2 separate regions of the Homo sapiens genome follow, and region 1 is linked to region 2. A link is a loop called in an ENCODE intact Hi-C map of the cell type or tissue named here. Cell type or tissue: ascending aorta. All regions are shown on one strand. Links, peaks and the distances in the headings refer to the core of each region. The heading gives the core; the rest is flanking DNA.

Evidence for each region. Hi-C counts contacts between places; a loop is a spot of excess contacts. Peaks named below come from ENCODE experiments on the same cell type or tissue, not always from the same donor. Only the 100,000 strongest peaks of a DNase experiment are listed, where the experiment ranks them.
Region 1: it touches region 2 in a loop (2.1-fold over the local background); 4 of 110 quality-filtered maps call a loop at or near these places.

The regions. Positions count from the first base shown.
Region 1 is chr10:14,743,110-14,759,454 of GRCh38, forward strand. The region is part of intron 1 of FAM107B (family with sequence similarity 107 member B); the gene reads right to left. Among named protein-coding and RNA genes, the nearest start is that of FAM107B, 24 kb to the right of the region's middle. RefSeq lists an enhancer at 8,356-9,273. In ascending aorta, for the core only: no CTCF peak of the experiment used is centred there; DNase peaks (open chromatin) are centred at 5,535, 6,236, 8,692 and 9,032; H3K27ac peaks cover 4,092 bases.
Region 2 is chr10:14,814,266-14,830,610 of GRCh38, forward strand. It overlaps CDNF (cerebral dopamine neurotrophic factor), which reads right to left. Exons shown (of 4, transcript NM_001029954.3): 2 at 13,880-14,007; 3 at 11,214-11,355; 4 at 4,980-5,893. The coding sequence ends at 5,715. Among named protein-coding and RNA genes, the nearest start is that of CDNF, 16 kb to the right of the region's middle. In ascending aorta, for the core only: CTCF peaks have their summits at 6,106 and 9,091; DNase peaks (open chromatin) are centred at 5,824 and 6,045.

The DNA.
Region 1 (16,345 bases), core at 5,065-13,064, 71 kb before region 2:
CTAATGATCAATGATGTTGAGCTTTTTTTCATATGTTTGTTGGCTGCATGTATGTCTTCTTTTGAGACGTGTCTGTTCATGTCCTTTGCCCACATTTTAATGGTTTTTTTCTTGTAAATTTAAGTTCCTTGTAGATTCTGGATATTATAGCTTTGTCAGATGGATAGATTGCAAATTTTTTCTCCCATTCTGCAAGTTGTCTGTTTGCTCTGATGATAGTTTCTTTTGCTGTGCAAAAGCTCTTTAATTAGATCCCATTTGTTAATTTTCACCTTCGTTGCAATGGCTTTTGATGTTTTCATCATGAAATCTTTGCCCGTGCCTATGTCCTAAATGGTATTGCATAGATTTTCTTCTAGGGTTTTCATAGTTGTGGGTTTTACATTTAAGTCTTTAATCTATCTTGAGTTAATGTTTGTATAAGATATAAGGAAGGGGATCCAGTTTCAATTTTCTGCATATGGCTAGCCAGTTCTCCCAGCACCATTTATTAAATAGGAAATCATTTCCCCATTGCTTGTTTTTGTCAGGTTTGTTGAAGATCAGATGGTTGTAGATGTGTGGACTTATTTCTGAGATCTCTATTCTGTTCCATTGGTCTATGTGTCTGTTTTTGTACCAGTACCATGATGTTTTGGTTACTGTAGCCTTGTAGTATAGTTTGAAGTCAGGTAGCATGATGCCTCCAGCTTTGTTCTTTTCACTTAGATTGTCTTGGCTATATGGGCTCTTTTTTGGTTCCATATGAATTTTAAAGTATTTTTTTCTAATTCTGTGAAGAATGTCAATGGTAGTTTAATGAGAATAGCACTGAATCTATAAATTACTTTGGGCAGTATGGTCATTTTCACAATATTGATTCTTCCTATCCATGAATATGGAATGTTTTTCCATTTGTTTGTGTTCTCTCTGATTTCTTTGGGCAGTGGTTTGTAGTTCTCCTTGAAGAGGTCCTTCCCTTGTTAGCTGTAGTCCTAGGTATTTTATTCTTTTTGCAGCAATTGTGAATGGGAGTTCATTCATGATTTGGCTCTCTGCTTGTCTATTGTTGGTGCATAGGAATGCTTGTGATTTTTGCACATTGATTTTGTATCCTGAGACTTTGATGAAGTTGCTTATCAGCTTAAGGGGCATTTGGGTGGAGACAATGGGGTTTTTTAGATATAGGATCATGTCATCTGCAAACAGAGACAGTTTGACTTCCTCTCTTCCTATTTGAATACCTTTATTTCTTTCTCTTGCCTGATTGCCCTGACCAGAACTTCCAATACTATGTTGAATAGGAATGGTGAGAGAGGACATCCTTGTCTTGGGCCAGTTTTCAAGTGGAATGCTTCCAGCTTTTGCCCATTCAGTATAACATTGGCTGTGGGTGTCATAAATGGCTCTTAGTGTTTTGAGGTATGTCCCATCAATACCTAGTTTATTGAGAGTTTTTAACATGAAGAGATGTTGACTTTTTTTGAAGGCCTTTTCTGTGTCTATTGTGATAATCATGTGGTTTTTGTCTTTAGTTCTGTTTTTGTGATGAATTACATTTATTGATTTGTGTATGTTGAACCAGCCTTGCATCCCAGGGATGAAGCCAACTTGATCATGGTGGTCAAGCTTTTTGATCTGCTGCTGGATTTGGTTTGCCAGTATTTTATTGAGAAGTTTTACATTGATGTTCACCAGGGATATTGGCCTGAAGTTTTCAATTGTTTGGAATTGTTTCAGGAGAAATGGTACAGCTCCTCTTTGTACCTCTGGTAGAATTCAGCTGTAAAACTGTCTGGTCCTGGGTAGTTCTTTGTTTGTTTTTTGTTTTTGTTTGTTTGTTTTTATTTTTGTTTTTGGTTGGTAGGCTATTTATTATTGCCTCAATTTCAGAACTTGTTATTGGTCTATTCAGGGATTTGCCTTCTTCCTGGTTCAGTCTTGGGAGGATATATGTGTCCAGGAATTTATCAATTTCTTCTAGATTTTCCAGTTCATTCGCATAGAGGTGTTTATAGGATTCTCTGATGGTTGTTTGCATTTCTGTGGGGTCAGTGGTGATATCCCCTTTATCATTTTTTATTGTCTATTTGGTTCTTCTCTCTTTTCTTCTTTGTTAGTCTAGTTAGTGGTCTATTTCATTATTTTTTTTCAAAAAACCAACTCCTGGATTTGCTAATTTTTTGAAGGGTTTTTCATGTCTCTATCTCCTTCAGTTCCTCTCTGGTCTTGGTTATTTCTTGTCTTTTGCTAGTTTTGGGGTTTGTTTGCTCTTGGTTCTCTAGTTCTTTTCGCTGTGATGTTAGGATGTCAGTTTGAGATCTTTCTAGCTTTTTGATGTAGGCATTTAGTTCTATAAATTTCTCTCTTAACACTACTTTAGCTGCATCCCAGAAATTCTGGTATATTGTCTTTTTGTTCTTATTGGTTTCAAAGACCTTCTTGATTTCTGCCTTAATTTCATTATTTACCCAGGAGTCATTCAGGAGCAAATTGTTCGATTTCCATGTAGTTGTGTGGTTTTGAGTGAGTTTCTTAATCTTGAGTTCTAATTTGTCTGCTCTTTGGTCTGAGAGACTGTTTATTATTATCTCTGTTATTTTGCATTTGCTGAGGAGTATTTTACTTCCAATTATGTGGTTGATTTTAGTGAGTGCCATGTGTTGCTGAGAAGAATGTATATTCTCTTCTTTTTGAGTGGAGAGTTCTGTAGATATATATCAAGTCCACTTAATCCAGAGCTGAGTTCAGGTTCTGAATAACCTTGTTAATTTTCTGTCTCAATGATCTGCCTAATATTGACAGTGGGGTGTTAAAGTGTCCCATTATTATTGCGTAGGAGTCTAAGTCTCTTTGTAGGTCACTAAGAACTTGTTTTATGAATCTGGGTGCTCCTGTATTGAGTGTATATATATATATGATAGCTCTTCTTGTTGAGTTGATCCCTTTACCACCATTATGAATGCCTTTCTTTGTCTTTTTTGATCTTTGTTAGTTTAAAGTCTGTTTTGCCAGAAACTAGAATTGCAACCCTGCTTTTTTCTGGTTGTCATTTGCTTGATAAATTTTCCTCCATCCCTTTATTTTGAGCCTATGTGTGTCTTTGCATGTGAGATAGGTCTCTTGAATCAGCACACCAATGGGTTTTGACTCTTTAGCCAGCTTGCCATTCTGTGTCTTTTAATTGGGGCATTTAGTCCATTTACAATTAAGGTTAATATTGTATGTGTGGATTTGACCCTGTCATCATCATGCTAGCTGGTTATTTTGCAGACTTGTTGAGTAGTTGCTTCATAGTGTCACTGTTCTTTGTATTTCAGTGAGTTTTTGCAGTGGCTAGTAATGCTTTTTCCTTTCCATATTTAGTGCTTCCTTCAGGAGCTCTTGCAAGGCAGGCCTGGTGGTGATGTATTTCCTCAGCATTTGCTTGTCTGAAAAGGATTTTATTTCTCCTTTGCTTATGAAGCTTAGTTTGGCCAGATATAAAATTCTGGGTTGGAAATTCTTTTCTTTAAGAATGTTGAATATTGACCCCCAATGTCTTTTGACTTGTTGGGTTTCTACTGAGAGGTCCACTGTCAGTCTGATGGGCTTCCCTTTGTAGGTGACCTGACCTTTCTCTCTGGCTGTCCTTAACATTTTTTCTTTCATATCAACCTTGGAGAATCTGATGACTGTGTGTCTTAGGGTTGATCTTCTCATGGAGTATCTTACTGGGGTTCTCTGAATTTCCTGAATTTGAATGTTGATCTATCTTGTCAGGTTGGGGAAGTTCTGGATGATATCCTGAAGTATGTTTTCCAACTTGGTTCTATTCTCCCCGTCTCTTTCAAGTACCCCAGTCAGTCGTAGGTTTGGTCTTTTTACATAATCCCATCATTCTTGGAGGTGTTGTTCATTCCTTTTCATTCTTTTTTCTCTGATAGTGTCTGCCTGTCTTATTTCAGCAAGATAGCCTTTAAGCTCTGAAATTCTTTCCTCTACTTGATCAATTTGGCTATTGATACTTGTGGTTGCATTATGATGGTCTTGTGTTGCGTTTCTCAGCTCCATCAGGTCATTTATGTTCCTCTCTAAACTGGTTATTCTGGTTAACAGCTCCTGTAATATTTTATCGTGGTTCTTAGCTTCTTTGCATTGGGTTAGAACATGCTCCTTTAGCTCAGCAAAGTTCATTATTACTCGCCTTCTGAAGCCAACTTCTGTCAATTCATACATCTCAGCCTCTGCCCAGTTCTGTGCTCTTGTTGGAGATGTGTTGTGATCATTTGGAGAAGAGGCACTCTCATTTTTGAGTTTTCAGTATTTTTTATTGCTTCTTTCTCATCTTTGTGAGTTTATCTAGCTTCAATCTGTGTGGCTGCTGGCTTTTGGATGGAGTTTTGTAAGGATTTTTTTGTTGATGCTGTTGTTGTTGTTGTTGCTTTCTGTTTGTTTTTCTTTTACCATTCAGGCCCCTCTTCCATAGGGTGGCTGCAGTTTGCTGGGGGTCCACTCCAGATCCTATGCATCTGGGTTCCTCCCACACCTGGAGGTGTCACCAGTGGAGGCTGCAGAACCACAAAGATGGCTGCCTGCTCCTTCCTCTGGGATCTCTGTCTCAGAGAGGCACCAAGCTAATGCCAGCAGGAACACTCCTGTATAAGGTATCTGGCAACCCCTGTTGGGGGTGTCTCACCCAGTCAGGAGGCACAGGATCTGGGACCCAATTAATGAAGCACTCTGGCTGCCCCTTGGTGGAGGGGGTGCACTGTACCCCAAAGAGTCTTCATAATCTTCAGAATAAAATTCAAACTCCTCAGCAAGCCATGCAAAGCTCTTATGATCCATCTCTGCCTGTCCCTCCATCCCCAGCCCACCAAGTTCCTTGCAACCACATGCAGCTACAGTGAAGTTCTTCTTCCTGAAACACACTCACCCTCCTTTGCCCTGGCAATTCCCAATTATCCTTCAAGATTCAATTTATGTGTTGCCTCCTCTGATGAGGTGGCTCAGTGCATACTTCTATCAAAGCACTTACTGTACCATTCTAATTTTGTTTACTTGTCTATTTTAGCAACTAGATTGTGGGCTACTTAAGAAGAAAGTCATTTCTTCTATCTCTATATTTTCAGAAGTAATCACAGTGCCTGGCTTGTAATAAGTGCTCAATAAATGTACGTTGAAAGAATGAGTGAATGTCCTCAAGTTGGGAAGCAGCACATGGGGGTCAAGGTCAGCTCTAATAGAGGGTAGTGGACATCTGTCATTCTTTTTGGCCACCTAGTATCTGAACTTTCCTTCTATGTCTATGGAATTCCTCGCTTTGAGTTTCAGGAGGAAGCAGAGCCTACCTCCCAATCTAGATGCTGATGATATCAGTAGCTAACTAGTCCCATCTTTCCTGTATCTGTGGCATTAGCTCTGACCTGACTTCTTACAATCTGAGGTATGTCCCCACCCCAAGACTGAATGGGAAGCTAGCAGCTTAAAGTAGAAGAACTGGAAACAGTGGCCACTAAGCAAATTTGCATTCTTGGCCCGACAACAGTGGTCTGGTGTTGCCAGCCAGCAGAATCAGAGGACCAGGCTGCAGCCTCTGAGGTCAAAGTTGCAGCAGAGCGGTCACCAGGCTGGGTCTGCAGCAGTCTGGGGTGTGGTCCCTGGATGTCAGCCCAGAGCCTAATTCTCCAGTGTCCTGGTGACTCCATTTCTATTGCTTGCAACTACAAACCCTGACTAATACCGAGAGGTTTTGAAGGTACAGCTTGTCACCAAGATGTAGCACAACGAAAACCAGGTAAAATTCCAGGGCCCTCAAGGCCTGAGCAACCCCCAGAGGGACCATGTGGCCTCCTTGCTTAAGCGCCCACTGGCCTGGATTTTACCCACTTCTTCCTCAAAGCAGGGTGTAAGAATAGATCTGATTATACCTTTGGGATCTAGAGTAACTTTCCTTTAAAATAAGAAAAAGAGCCAGAATGCTTCTCGTAGAGCCCAAGCCTCTGTGTTCTCTGGTGTGCTCGGAGTTCAGCACCAGATGAGACAATCCAAGGGCTGCGAGAGGCTGGAGCTTAGTGCCAGCCACCCTTTCCGGAAGGGATGAATTGCCAAGGTGGAAAGGCTATGTTTATAAGCCAGGAAACAATGCCACTTAGAAGAAACAAAAACCCAGACTGTGTGATCTGCCAGACTCTTAAAAGCCAGCTTGTCTGAGGATCCAGGGCCTGATTGAGACTCTGAGGGGTGACTGCCGGATGGAAGGCTGTGCCCTCCGTGTGACCTAATGCACTGTCAGCTCCGCCCCACCAGTGAGGTCCTCCTTCCCCTTCCCCCTCTCAATCAATCTGGCAGTGCCTTGTTCCTTCTTCCTGGCTAAAATCTACTCAGCATATCAAAGCTAGAATGTGAGTTCATCCATTTACTAAAACACATACTTCATTATATAATAATTTCCCCTGGCCCTAGCACCCTTTCTCCCTGGTCAAATGAATAATGTAACAGCCTTACTAGAACCAAGTCATGACCAAAGTTCACATCCCAGCCACAGCGAGGCCTTCGCAGAGATGGGAACCGAGCCAGCAGCCCAGGAGCTGCTTATTCCATATCCCTCTATCTGGACCATCTCTCCCCATTGCCCTCTTCCATCCCAGGGAGCAGGGGCACCATCCTCCCTACCATCCCGCTGAAGTCCCTAAAATTGCCAGCAACCATGTCTTTTGAGAAAAGGCACAGTTCCAAAACCACATTATGCCAACACAAATGTGTTATGGAGGGGTCATGAGAGCCACTAGCACGTCCACAAAGAGTTCTTGAGAGAATGAAACCTAAGGTCAGAAACAGGGAAGGAAAGATAGGTCTAATCCCACCTGGGAACGCCAGGAAGGCTGCCATGCAGGAGGCACCTCAGAGGCCATCTTGAAGAGCGAGGGGGTGGGGCCTAAGGCACCTGGGAACTCCGGAAGTTGGAAGCGAACAGCTCCAGCGAGGAGGGCACCAGGAAAAAATCACCCTGGGCCAGAAGAACAATATGGAGGCAAAGCCAGGATGAAAACCCATTGGTAGCATCCTCAAGGCTTTCTTATGGAAGAAGAATTGCTCTCACCCACAAGCGTCTTCTAAAGGTATCCCCAGAGACAACTGCCTGTGGCTAAAGCCAAGACTTGGGGCATGGGGTGTCTTTGGAAACCAGGGGAGCCACATCGTAACGGAAAGACATAAACATAGAACTCCCTAGAAAAGCATTTTTTTAAAGCACTGCAAGCCGAGCATGGTGGCTCAAGCCTGTAATCCCAGCACTTTGGGAGAGCAAGGTGGGTGGATCATTTGAGGTCGGGAGTTCAAGACCAGCCTGGCCAACATGGTGAAACCCTGTCTCTATTAAAAATACAAAAATTAGCTGGGCGGGATGGTGCACACCTGTAATCCCAGCTACTCGGGAGCCTGAGGCGGGAGAATCGCTTGAACCCGGGAGGGGGAGGTTGCAGTGAGCTGAGATCACGCCACTGCACTCCAGCCTGGGCAACAGAGTGAGACTCTGTCTCAAAAACAATAAAATAGCACTGCAAAGCTATCAAAGGCAACACCGTTCTAGTCTCAGTTGGATATGTGGCTCATGCCTGTAACCCTGGCACTCTGGGAGGCTGAGATGGGGGAATTGCTTGAGCCTAGGAGTTTGAGACCAGCTTGGGTAACACAGTGAGATGCTGTCTCTACAAAAAAATTTTAAAAATTACCTGGGTGGTGCATGCTTCTAGACGGGAAGGGGGCTCCAAGGGTGGCTTCTTGGAGAGGGATGGGACAGAGTGGGGACCTGAAGGCTGTGGGGTGCATGGGCAGATGCTGGACACCCCTCAGGGTACCATGAGGAATCAGGGGTGGGCACGATGGGGGAGCTTGGCCTCCAGCTTTTTCACTCTTGTTCCAGTTCAGCAATCAGGAGCAGACCTGCCCAAGGCATGGTTTCCATGGTGGCACATCTGGGAGGGGCCTGGCCCCATGTGCTGTTGACATCCGCTAGGTAATGAGGAGGAAGCACATGGGCCCCAGCTGGGCAGATGGGCTCTGCACATCTGCTGCCTCCCTTCCTCATTAGGGTCCCAGGGGAGCGGCGGAATCCAGACACAAAGACCCCACCCCAGCCTCCCCAAGGAGGATGCACACATGGGTTTCCAATGCAACTCTTCATTATTAAAACGAGAGGACGTTTTGGGAAAATGTTTGATGTTTGTACAATTTCTCATACACAGCCCTTGTCCTGCCAGGAGCTAAGTGTGCTTGGACCATACAGCATGGCCTGTGCTTGCTTTTGTGAGCAGAACAGTCCAGCTGGGAAACCACCACTGAGAAGGGGAGTCTGAAAACCTAGGCTGTTCGAAGCACTGGGCAGAGCTCCCAGGGAAGACAAGTTGAATAGAGTGAACTTATATGGGATTTTTTTCTTTTTTTTCTTAGAGACAGGGTCCAGCTCTGTCACCCAGGCTGGAGTGCAGTGATGTGATCAGAGCTCATTACAGCCTTTACCTCCTGGGCTAAAGCGATCCTCCAACTCAGCTTCCCAAAGTGATGGAAATTACAGCCGTGAGCCACTACTCCCGGCCTCCTTATAAGGAAATTATTTGAAAAAACTGTGAGGAGTCCTGGGATCCCCAGAGATCTATCGACCCTACACAGCTGCTTCTAGAGTTGACTCTGTGTTCCGCAAGAGCTGCAGGGCCAAGAGCTTGAGGAAGTGCCAGGCTGCTGAGAGAAGGTTGTAACGCACCGAGACTGAAGCCCAGGCCTGGGCTTCCACTTCCGCCTCCAAAGGAGGTAAAGGGCTGGGAACAAGACCAGTGAGTTTCCCAAATGGCTGGGAAGGTGAGAAGTTTGCAAAATGAATGAAGGGAATCAGAAAATAGGTTTAATCCATGGCACCTCCCTTGCTCTGGGTTTCTGGTGTTTTTGAAATACCCACTGGTTTCCCTATTGTGATATTTACTGGGCCAAGGAGGATTTTTTTCCATTTCAGACTGATGTCACTCCCAGCCTGTTGGTTTCCCAATATCCCATCTGCTGAGGCAGCAGACTCCCGCAGGGAGCCTAAGCCATGGGCTGTGGCCAGAGAGACAGGCAATCCATCCTTCCTGTTTGTGCTCAGCCTGGAAAGTGAAGCCTGGAAAAAGGGACTCAACCAATCTCCCTGACTTGAGGGCTTCTCCCCTTTTGCCCCTCACTCACCTCTTTGCAGTGTGATCATCTCTGAGCCTCCCTCCAGGGAGGAAGGACAGAGTGCCTGGAAGGCATCCAGCTTTGCAGTTTCTCGATCCTGTACCCTGAGAGGTTTCCCTATCCCATTCTACCAGCAAAACATTCAGACGAGTGTTTTGCTTCTTTTCTGGGAGGTAGTCCAGATACAAAGACATATAGGTTCTAGTAAACCTCGGTTGTGAATAAGAAGAGTTTTAGTATAGGACGCAAACTGTCAATCCTGATGTAAGTGAACCACGCTGTGGAGTTTAATCGCATCGTGTATGTGGGACCTCTGTGTGGGAAAGAATCTGTTGGCGACTATAAGATGAATGCATCAGACTCATAAAAGCTGGCCAGGTTTGGTGGTTCACACCTGTAATCCCAGCAGTTTGGGAGATGGAGCCAGGTGGCTTGCTGAGCCACAGGAGTTCAAGACCAGCCTGGGCAATGTGGCGAGACCCCATCTCTACAAAAAATACAAAAATTAGCCGGGTGTGGTGGCACATGCCTGTGGTCCCAGCTACTTTGGAGGCTGAGGCCAGAGGACTGCTTTAGCCAAGGAGGTTGAGGCTACAGTGAGCTGTGATCACACCACTGTACTCCAGCTTGGGCAACAGAGCAAGACCCTGTCTCAAAAAAAAAAAAAATGACTCATAAAAGCTTAGCCATTCAAATAGCACATTGTATAAGAGAAATGCCAAGACTGAGTAATTTTATCCACTAAGTATAATTTTAATAAAGTATCAGTGTTCCCAAAGTACAAAGCTGACCCTCTAAAGTTTCTAGCTCAAAAGCTATTTATGGCATTACCAAAAAGATGGTAAAAAGAGTGATCGTAGTTGTCAGTGTGTAGACACACACAGACACAAACACAACACACAGAAACACAGGCAGAGCACACACGCATGTTCACACTGCACACAAAGGTATACACTCAGAAACACACATACATATCAATACACACATAAAAAGTTTTTATGATCACCCTTTTCCCAACAACCCAAGCTCTGCCACTGGCTCCTAACCAGGATAGCAATGGTGACAAGGAGTGATGGATGGGAGCTTAAAACCCCGTTACATCAAAGCCGTGAAGATTAGATTAAAAACCAAGCTCTCCCTCTCTATCCCAACACCTTCATCATGGGAGGTCTTCCTCAAACTTGCTGATGCTCAAGTGAAATTCACAATATACAGGAAGAACTTCTAGATTTTACCAGAGAGCACCAGTGTAATTATCTGGTGCTTAGTTAACTCCCAAAGTGAAATCGAGCTCATCTTTTTCAGTTTTCCTCAGATCCATTATGTTTGTTGTGTGTAGATGGTTGGGAAGGAAATAAGGGGAAAGGAATGAAATAAAAAGTTAAGGGTAAATGTTTCCATGACTGACTTTTGTTTACTTCAATTTTTTACTTCACATCTGTTCTTCCATGAGAATGATAAATTTTACTGTTTCTCAAAGAAGAGAAGAAAATATGCTTAACATTTCCATTTTAGTAACCAGAGAAAGTATTTTATGATTTGTTTCCCCAAATTTCAACATCTTCCCCCCACCTATATAAAATATAACAAATACTATGGCTAAAAAAAAAATCTTGAATCCAACTAACCAATTTTTTATATCATAGATGAAAAGTCTTTTTTTTCTTTTTTTTTTTTTTTTGAGACAAAGTCTTGCTGTCACCCAGGCTGGAGTGCAGTGGCACCATCTCAGCTCACTGCAACTCCTGCCTCCTGGGTTCAAGCGATTCTCCCCACTCATCCTCCCTAGCAGCTGGGATTACAGGCATGTGCCACCATGCCTGGCTAATTTTTGTATTTTTGGTAGGGACAGGGTTTTGCCATGTTGGCCAGACTGGTCTCAAACTCCTGACCTCAGGTGATCCACCCGTGTCAGCCTCCCAAATTGCTAGGATTACAGGCGTGAGCCACCTTGCCCGGCCACCAGTGAAAATTCTTAAAGGGAAAATGAATCCAAATAATTTGTGAAATGCATCTGCAGGGGTCGTGGAGCCTCTTCTGAGTCCACGGTGCCCCTGTCCTGCTGAATGGCAATGTGCTATGGGAAAGACTTCGTCACTCCCAGCTCCAGAGGTGAGACCTGACTTGACTAATCCAAGCAGAGTGGTCTTATCCCTTAAACACGAGGACAACAGAAGAAAGTCCATGAGTTTTTCTATGGTTGGAAAAGGAATGTGCCCTCTCCCTGCTCATCTCTCTCTTCCAGCTGAACGAGGATGTGATGATCTAAAACCCTCAGAACTACTGGCAGCCATGTGGCCAGCAAGAGGGGAGTCAGCTTCTAAAGGGAGCTGACATCGTGAAAAGCAGAGGCCACGTGGAAGGAGCTGGTCTTCGGTGCCATCTTTGAGCCACTGCATCAAGCCACTGTGATGCCTGCCCTGACTCTGGCCTTTTCAGTAACAGAAGCTGTACTTTTCTTAGTCGTTTGAGCTGTGATTTGTGCCTGTAAGATGCAGATGCACCTTGATAGGTACAGCACATCTGCTGTGTTTCTGCAACCATACGGATAATTTTATTTTCCTTATTGCAATCCATTACATCCTGAATATTCACAAACATCTTTCCTTTTAAAATTATCAAGTCAAAGATAAAATACAGACCTGGGGAAAATGAAAAGTAGTTCTTAACACCAAGCTTGGATTTGATTCCTAACTGCGTTTCTGAGGTCATCTCTGCTTACCAGGGCCAGGAATTGAGTCAAGAGCTGCTTTAATGGCAGTTTAATTTACCTGACAATATTTTCATTGCCAGAGAAAAGCATATTTTAGATGAATAGAAACTTAAAAACCAACCAGTTGAGCCAAGTCATAAACATAGTAGTTTCATGACTTGACACTTCTGTGGAGTATTTAACACCAACCATGGTCTAAATGAAACTTAAAATAATTCAAGGGTCCTGGAGAAATCTATTTTGAGCATGAACAAGTCCCATTAGGTAGCAGGCCAGGGTTGGGTATAGGAGAGTAGAACTACCAGCCATAGAATCAAAAGTAAGATTCCCCACCTGAGGTCAGGAGTTCAAGACCAACCTGGCCAACATGGTGAAACCCCATCTCTACAAAAATACAAAAATTAGCTGGGCATGATGGTGGGTGCCTGTAATCCCAGCTACTCAGGAGGCTGAGATGGGAGAATTGCTTGAACCTGGGAGGCAGAGGTTGTGTGAGATTCTGTCTCAAAAAAAAAAAAAAGAAAAAAGAAAAGAAAGTAAGATTCCCCAGGCAAAGGCTCTGTAGACACCATGCTACACACCATCATCCTCAATTTAATCCTGTCAATCAATTCCCTTGTAACTATTCTCTCTAGAAATCTCACCATTGATTCCTTTTTCATCCATCCTTCTCCAGAGAACACCTTTTCACTCACCGAAACGAAACTCAGCACAAAATCCATAATCACAAGGTGTTTATATCTTTAAGATGATGAGGAAAGAACTCAGGACACTGAATTATCATGAAAGGCTCCAAATTTTAGAGACAAATGTGACATCATTGCCTTAGAAACTTCTTATCTACACCCCATCCCCAAATTTTCAGAAGAGTAAATTTTACTCTGAAAGTTTAAGAGATGAGCTCAATATCCATTGAGCACGTTGGTGGGGGACTAAAGCTCAGGCTTTTCTGACTCCAAAACCCAATAAATATACACTACTATATATTTGTTTATGTGTCTGACTGTCCCACCAGACTGTGAAAAATTTAAGGGCAGGGGCTCTTTTTTTCCTTTTTATCTATTATGATTGGCACCTAGAGCAGGCCCTGGCACATAGGAAGAGCTTAATAAATGTTTATTGAACAAATTAAAGGATGGATCAATAAAATCAAAATCAGGGGGAGCTTTATGGTATAGTGCCTTCATATATTCTTCTCACTTAATCTGTTTAATATTGTGAATATTTCTGTGGCCCATTCATTATTCTACAAATTGATGAAAATATTAATAAATTAATTCTCTTCATCAAACTCTTTGTGATAGTCTTGGGTGTCAATTTGGCTAGGGCACAGTACCTAGGTATTTAATCAAACACGAATCCAGGAGTAGCTGTGAAAGTATTTTGTAGATATGGTTAACATCTACAATCAGCTGACTTTAAATAAAGCCTTGATCGTGTGGGTGGGCCTCATCCAATCATTCAATGGCTTTAAGAAGAAAGACTGGGGTTTCCCAACAAAAAAGGATTCTGCCTCAAGACTGCAGCATCCAGCGAGGTTGTGGAGAAAAGGGAATGCTTATCCACTGATGGTGGGTGTGTAAATTAGTTCAGCCATTGTGGAGGACAGTGTGGTGATTCTTCAAAGACTTAAAGACAGAAATACCATTTAACCCAGCAATCCCATTACCGGGTATACACCCAAAGGAATACAAATTGTTCTACCATAAAGGCATGCATGCGTATGTTTATTGCAACACTGCTCACAATAGCAAAGACATGAAATCAACCTAAATGCCCATCAATGATAGACTAGATAAGAAAATGTGGTATATATGCACCATGGATTACTATGCAGCCATAAAAAGAAACGAGATCATGTCATTTGCAGGGACATGGATGGAACTGGAGGCCATCATTCTTAGCAAACTAACACAAGAACAGAAAACCAAATATCGTGTGTTCTTACTTATAAGTGGGAGCTAAATGATGAGAACACATAGACACACAGAGGGGAACAACACACACTGGGGCCTTTTGGAGGGTGGAGCAGGGAGAGGATCAGGAAAAATAACTAATGGGTACTAGGCTTAATACCTGGATGATAAAATAGTCTCTACAACAAACCCCCATGACACAAGTTTACATATGTAACACCAAATCTGCACTTGTAACCCTAAACTTAAAAGTTAAAATAAATAAATAATAAAACATTTTTTAAAACCAACCAAACAAAAACCATACAAGTTGCTCTAGGGTTGGGAATTTTGTTTAATGCATCCTATGTACCTAATATAGTCAATGTTTCTTAGCAAATAATAGATTCACAATAAATATTTTTGCTGACTGAAAAAAAAAAAAAAAGACTGCAGTGTCCAATCCTGCCTGAGTTTCCAGGCTGCTAACCTGTCCTGTGAATGTTGGACTTGCCGGCCCCTATAACTGCATGGATCAACTCCTTAAAATGTATCTCTCTCTCTCTCTGTTCTGTGTTCTCTCTCTCTCTATCTCTCTCAGTTCTGTTTCTTGAAAGAACCCTGGCTAACAAACTATTCAGTGAGCCAGACGGAGCGAATCCAAAATTTCCCTGCAGAAAGTTGAGAGATTGAGAGGGCAGTCTGTGTGATGCAAGAAACCACTGCCTGATGACTTCCGCAGGCAGCTGGAGAGGTGTGAATGAGACCTTAAGGCTGCAATGTCACATAGTGAAGCCCAAGCAGGAAATCTCTAGCAGCTAAAGAAAAGACGTTACCTTTGAGGATTTCTTAAAGCAGGCAGGGCCTTTTTCTCATAACGTCCAAGGTAAAAGGAAAACAAGATCTCCCGTTGAAATCATTTGGTTGGAATCCATTCTAGAGAAGGAAGGATAAAACCCTTCTGCCATTTTTCTTCTTTATTCTCTTCACAAAACCATCTGGTTGGGTTTTTTGTTTTTGTTTCTGTTTTTTTCTTGGAGGGACAAGTCACGGAGCTTGAAGGTAAGTTTTGAAAGATCTCCAGTTAGTTGCCAAGTATATAATTATGCTTTGGAGATGAATATTTGAAGGATGCCACCAATTCTCTTTGCAAGATAGGAGGGGAAAAAAAGTCTCTGTGCAGCGCTCATAAGCAGAACAATTTTTAAGTTTCAAAGGAGATTTGACAAGGCATCACTTACAGATTGTGAAAGAGTAATTTAAAAACGGTGAATACGTCATGGAAACTTCCTTTTCCCTTCCTACTTTGTTCTGCCCCTGACTTGACAAAGCAATGGCCAGGAATCCTTCACACCTGGTAGTGGGAACTGTTTTCCTTAAGGAATTTAGAAAATTGCGAGGATAACGGAAGCTGTTGCATGATGCTGACTAGGATATTTCATTGCCTATTTCACGGAAATACTGCCAGCCAGTTCTCAGAGCCCGGCTTTCACAAATCCTCGGTCTCCATGAAGTAGCTCAGTGGTTCCCAATTCTGGCTGCGTGTTAGAATTACTAGAGGGAGGTTTTTAAAAATACGGGTGCCATAGTTCCATCTCCGAACAATTAACTACCAAGTTCTGGGGTGTTAGCATTAATATTAGTAACTTTTTAAAAACTCCCCCAAGTGATTCTGAGCATCCAAGAGCAGCGCAGGGCCTGACAGCCTCTGCACTGGGTGGGAGTAGAGCATGGCACAGGTGGCCCTAGATGCCCAGCCGGGCTCCCCGTCTGGAGCGAGTGCCAATAGGCCAGCCCCTGAGAAATCCAGGAGTGTGAAATATTCATCTTAAGTTAAAAGTCTGAGGCCGCGAGTGCTGGCACACCTGCAACCCCAGGACTTTGGGAGGCTGAGGCGAGAGGATCACTTGAGGTCAGCAGTTGCAGGCTAAAGTGAGCTAGGGTCACCACTGTACTCCAGCCTGGGCAACAAAGCAAGACCCTCTCAGAAAAAAAAAAAAAAAAAAAAAAAAGCCAGGCACAGAGGCTCATGCCTGTAATCCCAGCACTTTGGGAGGCCGAGGCAGGTGGATCACCTGAGGTTGGGAGTTCGAGACCAGCCTGACCAACATGGAGAAACCCCATCTCTACTAAAAATACAAAATTAGCCAGGTGTGGTGGCGCATGACTGTAATCCCAGCTACTCAAGAGGCTGAGGCAGGAAATCGCTTGAACCCAGGAGGTGGAGGTTGCAGTGAGCCGAGATCGCACCACTGCACTTCCAGCCTGGGCAACAAGAGTGAAACTCTGTCTCAAAAAATAAATAAATAAATAAATAAATAAATAAATAAATAAATAAAAAGCAGCAAAGGTCTGGGCTGCTGACATGCATTCCCACGTAGGTGAAAGAAGTATAGAACAAACAGTGCCAGCAGACTGACTTTTATTTTTTTTAAATCTTTGTTCTTTAAGCATTTTCATTTCAACACTGTCTGCTCATATAGCCACTATTCTGGCCCCTTCTCTGCCATTCTTTCCTGGCGCCATCCCCAACACCCATTTCTGGTCTGGTGCCCTCTCCTGGGCTGCC
Region 2 (16,345 bases), core at 5,248-13,247:
GAGGCCATTATCCTTAGCAAACTAATACAAGAACAGAAAACCAAATACTGCATGTTCTTACTGAGAAGTGAGAGCTAAATAATGAGAACACATGGACACAAAGAAGGGAACAACAAACACGGGGGCCTGTTGGAGGATGGAGGCTGGGAGGAGGGAGAGGATCAGGAAAAAATAACTAGGTACTAGGCTTAATACCTGAGTGACAACAAACCCTTATGGCACAAGTTTACCTATATAATAAACCTGCACATGTACTCCCAAACCTAAAAGTTAAAAATAAATTTTTTTTTAAAAAAACCTTTTTAATAAAAAAGCTCTGGTCAATGGTGTATAAGCAGAGTGTTAAGTGAGATATGAGGGTGGGAGTGGAGGTAGGTAGAGGGAGGGAGGCTCCCTTAAAGAAAGGCTCAGGGCCGGGTGCGGTGGCTCATGCCTGTAATCCTAGCACTTTGGGAGGCCAAGGTAGGTGGATCAACTGAGGTCAGGAGTTCAAGATCAGCCTGGCCAACATGGTGAAGCCCCATCTCTACTAAAAATAAAAAAAATTAGCCCTGCATGGTGGCAGATACCTGTAATCCCAGCTACTTGGGAGGCTGAGGCACAAGAACCGCTTGAACCGGGAAGGCAGAGGTTGTAGTGAGCCAAGATCACGCCACTGCACTCCAGCCTGGGCAACAGAGCGAGACTCTGTCTCAAAAAAAAAAAAAAAAAGAACAAGAACAAGAACAAGTAGTAGCCGGGCACAGTGGCTCCTGCCTGTAATCCCAGCACTTTGGGAGGCCAAGGCGGGCAGATCACAAGGTGAGGGGATTGAGACCATCCTGGCCAACATGGTGAAACCCCGTCTCTACTAAAAATACAAAAATTAACCGGGTGTGGTGACGCGCGCTTCTAATCCCAGCTACTCAGGAGGCTGAGGCAGGAGGATCGCTTGAACCTGGGAGGTGGAGGTTGCAGTGAGCCGAGATCGTGCCATTGCACTCCAGCCTGAGCCACAGAGCCAGACTCCATCTCGAACAAAAAAAAAAAAAAAAGAAGTGGGCTCGGGTTAGAGGCAAGTTCTTTCATGCCTTCTCCCTTCTGAAATAGTAAATTGCAGCATCCAACTAGGCCAACGGGCTAGAAGTGAAACCCACCACTAGGATGGGAAGCAAAAAGTTCAAGCTGAGTCCCTAATAACTGTGGAGCTGCCATATTTACCCTGGACTGGCTACTTCTGGACTTCTTTTACATGGGAGAATAAATTCTTGTACTTTTCTGTTTCATTTTGTTGTTGCTGTTGTTATTGTTACATTCAACTCTATCAAAAACATAACTGATCAAGACTGGTGTGAAAGTCATGAGAATCAGAATGGGGTCACAAATGGTAAGAAAACCCTGAAAACAGAGCTGGGGGAGGCCATGAAAAGAGGGTTCTCAGGCTTGTATGCCTGATAACATAAACAATCACAAAAGACTGCAAAAATCATAATCCTCCACAAAAGCCATCACAACTTCACACAAGAAAATTCTTCTGCAAGGGCATTGACCCGGAGACTATCTGTCCAAACTCAGACTAGCATCACTCTTGTGATTGATCTTTGTGGTCAAGGATAATTATTTCAAAACAATTATGCAATCCTCCTCTTTTTTTTTTTGTCTGAGACAGAGTCTTGCTCCGTCACACAGGCTGGAGTGGAGTAGAGTGGCATGATCTCAGCTCACTGCAACCGCCATCTCACGGGTTCAAGCGATTCTCCTGCCTCAGTCTCCCCCAATAGCTGAGATTACAGGCACGCACCACCATGCCCAGCTAATTTTTTTGTATTTTTAGTAGAGACGGGGTTTCACCATGGTAGCCAGGCTGGTCTGGAACCCCCTGACCTCAGGTGATCCACCTGCCTTGGCCTCCCAAAGTGCTGGGATTACAGGTGTGAACCACCACACCCAGCCCCTCATTTTTATCTTTAAAAACCTTTGTCTTCCTTTACCTCCCTTGAATACGCATAGTTTACTAAGGCTTGTGTATTCCCATTGCAATGCTCTATTCCCAAAACAAACATCTTTTTTTAGAGAGCCTTTCTCTGTTTACTATTTAGGTTGATACTGGCAAAGGGAAAAAAGTATGTATCAGTTGCAGGATCCTTGACCTAGGCCTTTGCTACTCAAAGCGTGGTCCTGGAAGGGTAGTGTGGACATCACCTGGCAGCTCATTAGCAATGCAGAATCTCAGGCCCCACCCCAGACCCACTGAATCAGAACCCCTACTTTAACAAGACTGCCTCTACGCCCAGTTTTTGTTTTTACTTTTCAGCTATTTATTTTTTATTTCAATAACTTTTGGAGTACAAGTGGTTTTTGGTTACACGGATGAATTGTACAGTGGTGAAGTTTGAGATTTTGGCTCACCTGTCACCAGGTAGCATACATTGTACCCAATATGTAGTTTTTTATCCCTTACCTTCCTCCCACTCTCCCTGCTTCTGAATCGCCAATGGCCATTATACCTCTCTTTATGTCTCTGCTTACCCTATAGCTTAGCTCCCACTTATAAGTGAGAACATAGAGGTTTGTACATACAGATTTAGTCTTCCATTCCTGAGTTACTTCACTTAGAATAATAGCCTCCACTTCCATCCAAGTTGCTGCAAAAGAATGATTTTGTTCTTTTTGATGGCTAAGTAGTATTCCATGCTGTATTATGTTTGTTATGCCTGATAACATAAACACATTTTCTTTTTTTTTTTTTTTTTTTGAGACAGAGTCTTGCGCTGTTGCCCAGGCTGAGGTGCAGTGGCGCAATCTCAGCTCACTGCAAGCTCCGCCTCCCGGGTTAACGCCATTCTCTTGCCTCAGCCTCCCGAGTAGCTGGGACTACAGGCGCCCACCACCACGCCCAGCTAATTTTTTGTATCTTTAGTAGAGACAGGGTTTCACCATATTAGCCAGGATGGTCTCGATCTCCTGACCTCGTGATCCGCCCGCCTCGGCCTCCCAAAGTGCTGGGATTACAGGCGTGAGCCACTGCGCCCGGCCAAACACATTTTCTTTATCCACTTACCAGTTGATGGGCACTTAGGTTGGTTCCATATCTTTGCAATTGTGAATTGTGCTGTGATAAACACCATATGTGCAGTTTGAGAAGCACTGATGTAAATTCTCTTTAAAACAAACAAACAAACAAAAAAACAGACTAGATCGGACACAGTGGCTCATGCCTGTAATCCCAGCACTTTGGGAGGATGAGGCAGGTGGATCGCTTGAGGTCAGGAGTTTGAGACCACCCTGGCCAACATAGTGAAACCCGATCTCTACTAAAAATACAAAAATTAGCCAGGTGTGGTGGTGCACGCCTGTAATCCCAGCTACTGGGGAGGCTAAGGCAGGAGAGTCAGTTGTACCTGGGAGTCAAAGGTTGCAGTGAACTGAGATAGCGCCATTGCATACCAGCCTGGGTGACAGAGTGAGACTCTGTCCAAAAAGAAAGAAAAAAAAAAAAAACAGACTAAACACCATGGATACAAATGACTGGCTGAGCACTGTTTCTATTACCTCAATTTGTATCCTGAAGAAAAGACATAGAAATGCGACCCGATTTTGAGGTCAGACACCAAACATAATATTTTCAAACAACACATTTCTTGATAGGTTCAAAATGCAAAAATAAAAACAGATATAAAGGTTATAAGAAGTTTAGAAAAGAAAACTCTGGAGAGGCCGGGCATCGTGGCTCACACCTGTAATCCCAGCACTTTGGGAGGCTGAGGTGGGTGGATCGCTTGAGGCCAGGAGTTCAAGACCAGCCTGGCCAACATGGCAAAACCCCGTCTCTACTAAAAATACAAAAAAATTAGCTGGGCATAGTGGTGGGCGCCTGTAATCCCAGCTACTCGGAAGGGTGAGGCAGAAGAATCACTTGAACACAAGAGGCTGAGTTTGCAGTAAGCTAAGATTGTGCCACTGCATTCCAGCCTGGGCAACAGAGCGAGACTGTCTCAAAGAAACAAAAACAACCAAAAACAAACTTTGGTTTTTTTGAAGATATAATTCAAAATAAAGTAGATGCTTTACAAATGATAATCGAGCTGCCAAAATTCAGAAACAATAATTACTTTGACCATTCATTACACCACAGCTTTGTATTCTCACCTTTCAGTTACATCATATATATATTTCCTTAGGAACCACTAACTCTCTGACATATCAGCTTCCCAGCTGAAAATGCATTTACCTCTGCAGCATTTAGAATTAAAAATTATGTTTTCGATGTATATTTTCAGTCTGAAAATGTCTCCTCCACTCCCTGAAAACAACCCCAGCCAGTAAATGCAATTCTTTGAATAAATAAGGTGGGCTTTTTTGTTTGTTTTTTCATATATTCTGGCAGGGTCTTGCTCTGTTGCCCAGGCTGGAGTGCAGTGGCAGGATCACAGCTCACTACAGACTCCACCTCCTGGGCTCAAGCAGTCCTCCCACCTCAGCCTCCCGAGTAGCTGGGACTACAGGTACACACTATCATGCGCAGCTAATTTTAAAATTTTTGGTGGAGACGGAACCTCACTCTGTTGCTCAGGCTGATCTCTAACTCCTAGACTCAGGCAATCCTCCCGCCTCAGCCTCTTGAAGTGCTGGGATTACAGGTGTGAGCCACTGTGCCTAGCAAACAAGGTGTGTTGAATTAATTAATTTTAGTTAATTTCCAAATAATTTTTCTACAGCAGTTTTTAAAGATATTATGTACATACAATAAAATGCCCAGATCTTAATTATCCTACCAGATGACAATGTTATTAACCCATGTAATCCCCATGTCAATCAAGATATAGGACATTCCCATCACTCCAGAAAGTTCCAAGGAAATGTTTTTTCAGTATTCCCCAGCTGTACCTGCCACACAGAGGCGGACACTTCTACTGTGGGTTTCTTATTCTTATGTGGCCAGAAAATGGAACCAAAGATGATTTTACAACCGAAAGCTGATAAAATAGCATTAACAATGGTAAAGTTCCAAGTTGCCTATGAGTGTTTTTAATATGCTTTAATCTTCCATCAAAAACTTGTCTGATATGTGACTGTAAGGAATGAAAAAGACCTTGAGCTTGGTTCAATTAACAATGTAAATGTTGATATAATTGCCAAACATTGGCTATACTTATACGGTTTCTTGATCTCTCTATTTTCTTTAAGTAGGTTTAAGTGGGTTTTCTTCCAATGGGAAAAACGAGTACTCCTGCCTGACCATTTCTGATACCAAAGAGAGCTACAATATAGAGTGAAAACAGAAAATTCACTTGAAAAAAACTTTTGATTCTGTATTTGGGATTGAAGTTGTGCATTAGATAAGCTGACTGTTGTGTCTTTTGTTTTAGTCCAATATATTTTAAAATTGCATCCAGAGAGGAGTCTCTGAATGCCTTCTTCTTTCTTGGAATCAATTTACTCCATCAATTTGTCAGTAGGTCACTTTTAGGAGACAGGCAATGAAAACTGGCATAGTCATTCCAAGAAACTTATGAGAAAGGAACTTTTAGCTTTTGGTACACTGCAAATGTAAGTTATCAGTAGTATTAGTTTCACTCATAAACCCACGTAACAAAATTCTGAGGAATAATACCAACACAAAAAGCATGAGACCAAATATGATGCATTCCCAGTTATCCTTAATCAACATGTCCATATCCTAGAGAGTCACTTTTCTCTCTAATTACAAGTCACAAATGTGCTGGCATTGGAGATCAGAGCTCTGTTTTGGGGTGTGTCGCTGCATACTTGGGGGCCAGCTCTTGAATGAGATTCACATAGTCAGTTTTTTCTGCACAGGCCCTGCACTCCTCCCCCCAGCTATGCAGGATCTGCTTCAGCTCTGCCACTCTCATCTTCCGCAGGTCAACTGATGCCAAGTCCAGTGTTTTTTCTAAATGGCAAAAAGGAAAAAAGCCAATTACAAAATAAATGGAAAAAAAATCCCTATGAATCACTTCAAAAGGCATATAGTTTGCTTATCTTGGTGCTGACTACCCTATGATCCAAGGCAGGGAAGAATTCCAGTTTCCATGGAAACCAAGACACACCCAAGGAAAATGTGGTACAGCAGCCCTCTCTATCAGTGGGTTCTGCATCTGCAGATTCAACCAACAGCAGATCAAAAATATTCTAAACAAATTAAAGATAACACTACAACAATTAAAAAATACAAACAGGGCTGGGCACGGTGGCTCATGCCTGTAATCTCAGCACTTTGGGAGGCTGAGGCGGGAGGATTGCCTGAGGTCAGGAATTCGAGACCAGCCTGGCCAACATGGTGAAACCACACCTCTACTAAAAAAAGAAACAAAAAATTAGCCGGGCATGGCGGTGGCATGCCTGTAATCCCAGCTACTTGGGAGGCTGCGGCGGGAGAATTTCTGGAACTTGGGAGATGGAGGTTGCAGTGAGCCGAGATCACGCCATGCACTCCAGCCTGGGAAACAGATTGAGACTCTGTCTCAAAAAAAAAATACAAACAATACAGTATAACAACTATTTACAATGATATGGTTTGGATTTGTGTCTCCACTCAAATCTCACGAGGAATTGTAATCCCCGCTGTTGGAGGAGGGGCCTGTTGGAAGGTGATTGGATCATGGGGGTGGACTTCACCCTAGCTTTTCTCATGATAGTGAGTGAGTTCATGAGGGATCTGGTTGTTTCAAAGTGTAGCACCTCCCCCTTTGCGCTCTTCCTCTTGCTGCAGTCACGTAAGACATGCCTCTTCCTCTTTGCCTTCTGCCATGATTCTAAGTTTCCTGAGGCCTCCCCAGCCATGCTTCCTGTACAGCCTGTGGAGCTGTGAGCCAATTAAACCTCTTTTCTTTATAAATTACCCAGTCTTAGATAGTTCTTTTTCTTTTTTTTTTTTGAGACGGAGTCTCGCTTAGCCACCCAGGCTGGAGTGCAGTGGCATGATCTCTGCTCACTGCAACCACCATCTCCCTGGTTCAAGCGATTCTCCTGTCTCAGCCTCCCAAGTAGCTGGGATTACAGGCACCCACCATCATGCCCGGCTAATTTTTGTATTTTAGTAGAGACAGGGTTTCGCCATGTTGGCAAAGCTGATCTTGAACTTCTCACCTCAGCTGATCCGCCTGCCACGGCCTCCCAAAGTGCTGGAATTACAGGCGTGAGCCACCGCGCCTGGCCAATAGTTCTTTACAGCAATGCGGGAACAGACTAATACAAATAGCATTTTCATTGTATTAAGTATTATAAGTAATCTAGAGATGATTTAGAGTATACAGGAGGGAAGATGCACATGGGTTATATGCAAACACTTAAGCATCAGGATTTTAGTGTCTGAGTATGGTCCCAGAACCCCTCCTGCACAGGTACTGAAGGACAACAGTGTATACAAAGTTATTGGGATAATTTGTGTTTTTAATTTGACTTTCTTTCCAAGAGATTATACTTGCTTCAAAACTAAGGGCCTATGTAGTGCCACAATGTTTACTACCATTTGGAGCATTCTCAAGATCAGTATTCCTAAAACAAATAGCACTGTATCCAAATTGCTGCTGTTAAGGTAACAAGAAGGAAACTCATATATAAAAGGCAATCGGTTCCTTTGGGATGGCCTTGGTTTGCGGCCAACTTGAAACCCATAGATTGTAATTAACCAGCAAAAAGTTATGGTTCACTTTTTCTAGGAAGATGTATCTTCGGCAAAGCAAATGAGCACATACACATGACAAAGCACTATTGGGTTTTAAATAAAAATGTAAAGAAATGCAAACACGTGAATAAAATTAGGAATATTCTCGCTGAACCTTAATTGTTTGGGATCTCTGTTTTGAAACTCACCTGATGCCCAGCCCCTACTGGGATTAGGTTGCTAAATTATCACAGCAGGTACAGCCCTTTGTGTTATTCCCACTTCTCCAATGCTAGGGCTTTGGTGCCAGCCAACCTGGCTTCTAAAATTCTTGCCAATGATACTTGTCACCAACATCTAACCTCCTCTAGCAAGACTACTATTTCGCTGTTTATAGATTATGTGCAGAAAATATCAAGAACTCAGCTACTTCTCAATTGCTGAAAAGATTGAAAAAAAGCCCAAAATACAAAAAATAATAAGCTCATCTGTAATATACCAATAATTATAATTTTCCTATCAGAAAGAGGTACTTTTCCTCTTTCAAAAGAAAGTCTAGAGGGGCATGGGGGCACACACCTGTAATCCCAGCATCTCAGGAGGCTGAGGCAGGAGAATCTCTTGAACCCAGGAGGCTGAGGTTGCAGTAAGCAGAGATCATGCCACTGCACTCCAGCATGGGCAACAGAGTGAGACTGTCAAAAAAAAAAAAAGTGTCTTTTGCCCCTCCCCGCTTGTCCGGTGTTCACTTTGATAATGAATACAACATTTAAGTTTATTTATTAAACAACTAGTGGCAGCCTAGAATTTTTACAGCTTGACTTCTCTTGAAAGTTCTTTCTCTTTTTTACCTCTGAGTAGTAGAACACAACATTTAAAAACATTAAAAACCTAATATTTGTCAAATTATTTGTCAAAACCTTCCGGTAACTCTGTTCTAATTTAAAAGCTGGATGTTAAAAGACTTTTGTATTTAGAGGGTCAGCTATACACTGTGCTCCAGAAAACCCTTAAATTTTTATAGTGATTCCCTATCCTTTTTAAACACAAAGCAAGCAAATGAAAACATTCTTTCAGGTCAAAAACCAAATGGCACCTTCCTAATTGAAAACATACTCCAACTCCACACTTATCTTGCTTGTTAATTTCATGGCTGATCTGACAGAATACTTTTTAAAGTAGAAACTTGCATAGCCCAAATTATTAATCTCCCACAGCACAAAGGTCCCTGTTTAATCTTATCTTTCCTGCTAACAATAGCTGGGGAGGATAATTAAGAACTATTAGTCTATTCAAGATAAGAGGCTGAAGGAGAAAAATACATTTTTTTGTAAATGTCAGTAGTTTCTTTGAGTTTTTCTAGAGAACTTGGTATCTGGCATTAATTTTAAAAAGAGGAAAACCTCTGTGATGCCCCAAAACTCCAAAGTAAAGGTCCACACAAAGATTAAAACTAGTTCATAGCTCCCCAAGGGCCTCTAGTGGCCAGCATCGCCAAAACATTAGGTAGTCATTTCGTCTCAATAATATCTGATTTTTCTATTGTTTAAGGAGCCCTGTAAGATCCCTAGGATATAGGAGAAGGTATTCACAACAAATTTGTTGAATTTAAAAAATCAAAAGAGGTTTGTGATATTGGCTTTTATTTATTTTTATTTTATCTATTTATTTTTCAGATGGGGTTTCACTCTGCCACTCAGGCTGGAGTACAGTGAAAAAAATCACAGCTCACCAGAGCCTTGACCTCCCAGGCTCAGGTGATCCTCCCACCTCAGTCTCCTGAGTAGTTAGGACTATAGGCGCTCAACACCACACCTGGCTAATTTTTGTATTTTTGTAGAGACAGGGTTTCACCATGTTGCCCAGGTTGGTCTTGAACTCCTGGGCTCAAATGATCCTCCTTTCTTGGCCTCCCAAAGTGCTGAGGTTACAAGTGTGAGCTGCCGCGCCCGGCCAAGTTTGTGAATATTGTTTATATGGACTCAGTGATTTCTGCCCCTATTTCATGGCTTGGAAGCCAATAAAAAAGGGATGCCTACTCTAATAACTACCCTGGAAGTTAGGGCTTGTGCTTTGCAAGTTAAGAAATAGGTTGTCTGTGGTAACTTTCAACCTTAAACCTACTTAAAGCTAGCTATGTGGCTATGGTGCATAGGACTATTACACGGCTGTGTTGGAAAATAAGACTAAAATAACTTAGAGGTGGATGCTAATTACTTAGGTAGTTGACAGTACTACACTGGGTATGTAATGCATGCAAAACAATGACTTAAGCAAAAGGAATGAGTGGGATTTCAGGTGTCAAGGATAGGCTGAGGAAGGAATTCCACATCCTTTTATGATACCCACTCAATCTACCCAAATGTCTAGCCCAGATACAAATCATGATAAAAGATCTATCCATGTGAAATGTATGGGGCCAAGGATAACATTTTAAAATAGGACATCTCCTGGCCGGGCATGGTGGCTTACGCCTGTCATCCTAGCACTTTGAGAGGACAAGGCAGGTGGATCACCTGAGGTCAGGAGTTCAAGACCAGCCTGGCCAACATGGTGAAACCTCGTCTCTAATAAAAATACAAAAATTAGCCAGGCGTGGTGGTGCATGCCTGTAATCCCAGCTACTCGGGAGGCTCCGGCAGGAGAATCGCTTGAACCCACGAGGCAGAGATTGCAGTGAGCCAAGATCGCACCACTGCACTCCAGCCTGGGTGATAGAGCGAGACTTCCCCTCAAAAAAAAAAAAAAAAAAAAAAGGACATCTCCTTCCTTTTCTTGCTGTTTGTTTTGGGCACCCTCTGATAAGCTATTTTACCAGGAAAAACCTGACTTGATGTGAATAACCAATTTCCCAAAATTTAAAGCTGGCAGAATGGTAGCTCTGCCTAGGAAGGAAGTCATAGTCATCTTTACATCTTCAAAGTCCTTGTATCATCTTTGAATAGGTACTAGTTTTGTTTTAATAGATTACCAAGATCCAAATCACCAGGAGTAGCTGCTCTCTCTATATGTTGAGATTTTCCTTGACATACGTATCTGGCTTTGCCTTGGTGTGTTAGGAGTCTAAACTCTGTGATTTCAGTGGCAATTTTTTTTTTTTAAGACAGAGTCTTGCTCTATCACCCAGGCTGGAGTGCAGTGGCGGGATCTGGGCTCATTGCAACCTCTGCCTCCCGGGTTCAAGCGATTCTCCTGCCTCAGCCTCCCGAGTAGGTGGGACTATAGCTGCCCGCCACCACACCCGGCTAATTTTTTTGTATTTTTTTAGTAGAGACAGGGTTTACCATATTGGCCAGGCTGGTACTTGAACTCCTGACCTTGCGATCCGCCCGTCTCGGCCTCCCAAAGTGCTGGGATGAAAGGCCTGAGCCACCGCGCCAGGCCTCATTGGCAATTTTAACCTAATGCTGATTATGCCTGTACTATTTATTTGTCTTCCCTCAACGAAACTCAAATGCCCATAGGTACCATTCATCAGCCAAGCAACTTATTGATGAGTGGTGAATTTCTTTCCTTTTAACACTGAATTTTTAGAAGACATGGCCCCAACTTTAGAGGTTTGGGAATCCATTGGACCTACTGGGAAAAACACGGGGCTGTGTTATACCATATTTCAGCTCACAGATCTGGCTATCCAACTTCTTCAGCTTCTCACAAATCTTCATTGCAGGCATATGCACACTCATTGGGCGAGTGACTTCACTTAGGATCTTTGTGGCTGCGTCTTTTGTGGCTCCTAGATAATAGCACTGAAGGAAAATGAAGAGAATTGAGTGTTCCAGACAATGAAGACATTCAGTATCATTCCAGTAATGAAGGAATACAGTATCAAGAAGAAAGAGGTAGGCTGGACATGGTGGCTCACGCCTGTAATCCCAGCACTTTGGGAGGTTGAGGAGGGCAGATCATTTGAGGTCAGGAGTTCTAGACCAGCCTGGTCAACATGGTGAAACCCCATCTCTACTAAAACTACAAAAATTAGCCAGGTGTGCTTGCTTGAACCAAGGAGGTGGAGGTTGCAGTGAGCCAAGATCATGCCAGGGCACTCCAGCCTGGGTGACAGAGTGAGACTCCATCTCAAAAAAAAAGAAGAAGAAGAAAAGAAGAAGAAGGAGAAGAAGAAGCAGCAGAAGAAGCAGAAGCAGAAGAAGAAGAAGGAGAAGAAGAAGAAGAAGAAGAAGAAGAAGAAGAAGAAGAAGAAGAAGAAGAAGAAGAAGAAGAAGAAGCAGCAGCAGCAGCAGCAGCAGCAGCAGAAGCAGGAGAAGGAGAAGGAGAAGGAGAAGAAGAAGAAGAAGCAGAAGCAGCAGCAGAAGCAGAAGCAGCAGAAGAAGAAGAAGAAGAAGAAGAAGCAGAAGCAGAAGCAGCAGCAGAAGAAGCATAAGAAGCAGTAGAAGAAGCAGCAGAAGAAGCAGTAGAAGCAGCAGAAGCAGCAGCAGAAGAAGCAGCAGAAGTGGAGGAATCAGAAGCAGCAGAAGCAGAAGCAGCAGAAGCAGAAGAAGAGCAGCAGCAGAAGAAGAAGCAGAAGAAGCAGCAGCAGCAGCAGAAGCAGCAGAAGCAGCAGAAGAAAGAAGCAGAAGAAGCAGAAGAAGAAAGAAGCAGAAGAAGAAGAAAAAGAAGAAGAAGAAGAAGAAAAAGAAGCAGCAGAAGCAGCAGAAGCAGAAGAAGAAGAAAGAAGAAGAGAGGTTAACCTGCTGACTAAGCCACCAGGAAACAAGTGACTCCATTCTCGTGATCATCCTAATTAGATGTGCCCTACAATTCACATGGTGTTAAAAGACTAATGAGAAGAGCTGACACTAAGTGTTTTCTCTGTGCCAGGTGCTGCTCTCAGTGCTTTAAAGGTATTAACTTATTTATGTCTCACAACAATCCTGTGAAATAAGTACTATTAGTATCTGTATTTTATACCCAAGCCAACTGAAGGTCCCCAGATCTAGCAATAGAAGAGACAGAATTATAAAACCCAGCACTTTGGCTCTAGAGCCCATGTCTTTTCCCATCAGGCAATTCTGACATTCAAGCTCCCTGACTTCAAAATTTTACATTTAAAAATATAAACGTTGGCTGGGCACAGTGGCTCACACCTGTAATCCCAGCACTTTGGGAGGCCAAGGCGGGTGAATCACTTGAGCTCAGGAGTTCGAGATCAGCCTGGGCTACAAGGCCAAACCCCGTCTCTACAAAAAAAAAAAAAAAAAAAAAAAAATCCAAAAATTATCTGGGCATGGTGGCATGTGCCTTAGTCCCAGATACTTGGGAAGCTGAGGTGGAAGGATCACTTGAACCTGGGAGGTTGAGGTTCCAGTGAGGAAAGATCACTGGGACGCCAGCCTGGGTGACAGAGGGAGACCCTGTCTCAAAAAAATATAGATAGATAGACCTTAATGATACGGATAAATGGCATGAGCTTTACAACATGGCCATGGTGAACAGCCAACATGCAGATGTAACTGACAATCTGACAATTTTAGGGAAAAAGGAATTGGCCCCAAATTGTCTTAAGTGATATAAAACAGTATATTGAAACAAGCCATATGTGTATGCCCAGGAAACACCATATTAATGTGATTAGAAGAAAATATAAATACTTTATTAATTATGTATAAATAATAATGTAAAATATTTTGATAAGTTTGATTAATTGTCTTGGTAAGAAATGGAAAGCCCACCCACTCTTAGGATGCTAAATTCTTATTGGGAATTCAGTTTCATAATTTCATTTAAGAAAACGTAGAATTGGGCTGGGCATGGTAGCTCATTCTTGTAATCCCAGCACTTTGGGAGGCTGAGGTGGGTGGATCACCTGAGGTCAGGAGTTCAAGACCACCCTGGCCAACATGGTGAATCCCTGTCTCTACTAAAAATACATAATTAGCAGGGTGTGGTGGTGCACACCCGTAATCCTAGCTACTCGGGAGGCTAAGGCACAAGAATGCTTTGAACCCAGGAGGCAGAGGTTGCAGTGAGCTGAGATGATGATACTGCACTCTAGCCTGGGCAACAGAGCAAGACTCTGTCTCAGAAAAAGAAAAAAGAAAACATAGAATTGGTTATCTGTGGTGTACTCAGAAAGTAAAGTAACACTGGAAATATTCTGGATGAAAACACGCAGAACTACATGTCACTGGAAGATGGATTTCTGCTTGCTGCGTGCTCTAAAATGGACATACTTGAGGCAAACATGTAAGTAGGAGGACTTCACGTCTAAGAAATGAAACTATTAGCAGTATTCTTCAAGCACATGGGGAAAATGAAAGGTGAAATTTACTATACCAGGCGGTTTTCTTTTCCTTTGGTGTCCAAGCAAAAACTGATCAATTCTTTCTCTATAGTGTCCAGCGAAAAGTTAACTCCTCTGTCTATCAGTGACTTGTAGAATCGGTTCAAGAATTCTTTACATACTGGAAGGAACAAATAAATATGTCTGCATGCACAACTTAACCACTACCACACCTATGCATATGACCCACTAACCACATTTAAAAGTCTATATGGGGCTGGGCATGGTGGCTTACCCCTGTAATCCTAGCACTTTGAGAGGCTGAGGTGGGCAGATCACAAGGTCAGGATATCGAGACCATCCCGGCCAACATGGTGAAATCCTCTCTCTACTAAAATACAAAAAATTAGCCAGGCATGGTGGCGCGTGCCTATAGTCCCAGCTACTCAGGAGGCTGAGGCAGGAGAATCACTTGAACCCAGCAGGTGGAGATTGCAGTGAGCCGAGATCTTACCACTGCACTCCAGCCTGGCGACAGAGCAAGACTCCATCTCACACACAAAAAAAGAAACGTCCATATGAGTCAATGCTTCATGACAGTGGATTCCAATGCTAAGTAAGAATGATTTGGGGGCCAGGCATGGTGGCTCACACCTGTAATCCCAGCACTTTGGGAGGCAGAAGCAGAAAGATCACTTGAGCCCAGGAGTTTGGAGCCAGTCTGGACCACATAGTGAGACCTTGTCTCTACTAAAAAAAAAACACAAAAAAACAAAAACAAAAAAACACCAGGCATGATGGTGAATGCCTGTCGTGTCAGCTACTCGAGAGGCTGAGGTGGGAGGGTCACTTAAGCCCGGCAGATGGAGGCTGCAGTGAGCTATGATCAAGCCACTGCACTGCAGCCTGGGTGACAGAGTGAGACCCTGTCTCAAGAAAATTAAAAATATAAATAAAAAGAATGATTTCAGGCCTGTTGCTATTAGTTTAGTATTGGGCCTAAATGCAGTGGACACATTGTAACAGCATATTGAATCAATCAATCATTGGAACGAAGTTCTACCTAAAATGATAACTTTTCCACAAAATTTGGCTAACCCTAAAATAAAATAGGCTATCATCTTGGGACAGCATAATTGTAAGCACAGAGAAAAACCTGAATAAGAATCCTGAATGAAGCCCCTTGGTGATCTGCATAAGTCTTTATTTCCATCGTTATGAGCCTAAAGTGAAATCAGGCTGGGCATAGTGGATCACACCTGTAATCCCAACACTTTGCAAGGCCAAGGCGAGAGGATCTCTTGAGGCCAGGAGTTTGAGACCTGCCTGGGCAACACAGTAAGACTCTGTCTCTGCACACACCTGTGGTCCCAGCTACTGAGGAGGCTAAAATGGGAGGCTTGTTAGGTCATTTCTTCTAGTTCCTTATATCTTGAAGATACTTTCAAGCTTGTTTTTTATATCTTTAAACACACTAAACTTAATTATGATCTGTGTGTGAAAATTTCAATATCTGAAGTCTTCAGAGTTTTTTTTGTTTGTTTGTTTGTTTTTTAAGACGAAGTCTCGCTCTGTTCACCCAGGCTTAAGTGCAATGGCGCAATCTCAACTCTCTGCAACCTCTGCCTCCCTGGCTCAAGTGATTCTCCTGCCTCAGCCCCCCAAGTAGCTGCGATTACAGGCGCTCGCCACCACACCCTGCTAATTTTTATATTTTCAGTAGATACGAGGTTTCACCATGTTGGCCAGGCTGGTCTCAAACTCCTGACCTCAAGTGATCTGCCCATCTCGGCCTCCCAAAGCGCTGGGATTACAGCCACTGCATCAGGCCCAGAGTACGTTTCTATTTGTTGTTGTTTCTATAGGTTCTTGTTCCTGGTGCCTCGTTTCTTTGTGTGCTTGCTTATTTTGCGCCACACGATACTCATACGTCTCAAAACTTATTTGTGAAGATTGTTTGAAGCCTGAGATGAAGGAGCATTATTTCCAGTAAGGATTTGTATTTGTATTTCTCAGGGACTAAGGGCAACTAGCCAGGCACTGCTTTAAACTAAATATATAGCTTGAAGTTTTTGGGCCCCGATGTGAATTTTGGCTGCAAATACAAGTGAGGGACGTTTTGTTGTTATCATTTCTCAGAGATATATATTTTTTCTTTTTTCTACTTTGCTCAGTGTCAAGGTAAATTTCCTTATAGTCCCCTATGGGTAGGGATGGGTTCGGTTTATGTTCTATGTTTCTTTAAACATAAAAAAACATAACTTCTATGCCTGATTATTCCAATACCTGAAGCCACTGCAGGGGTGTGCCTCTTCTGTTTTTTGTTCCAGCTGGCTCTCACTTATGTGCCCTTCTTCCCTAGGGGTTCATGACTTTTCTAAGTGGCAGCTCTATTTCTTAGAACTTTAACTGTATGAATTCTTTGAGGACTAGGTTGAATGTGGGTTCCTGTAAGTAAGACTCACATTTGCTGGCTGGGCACGGTGGCTTATGCCTGTAATCCCAGCACTTTGGGAGGC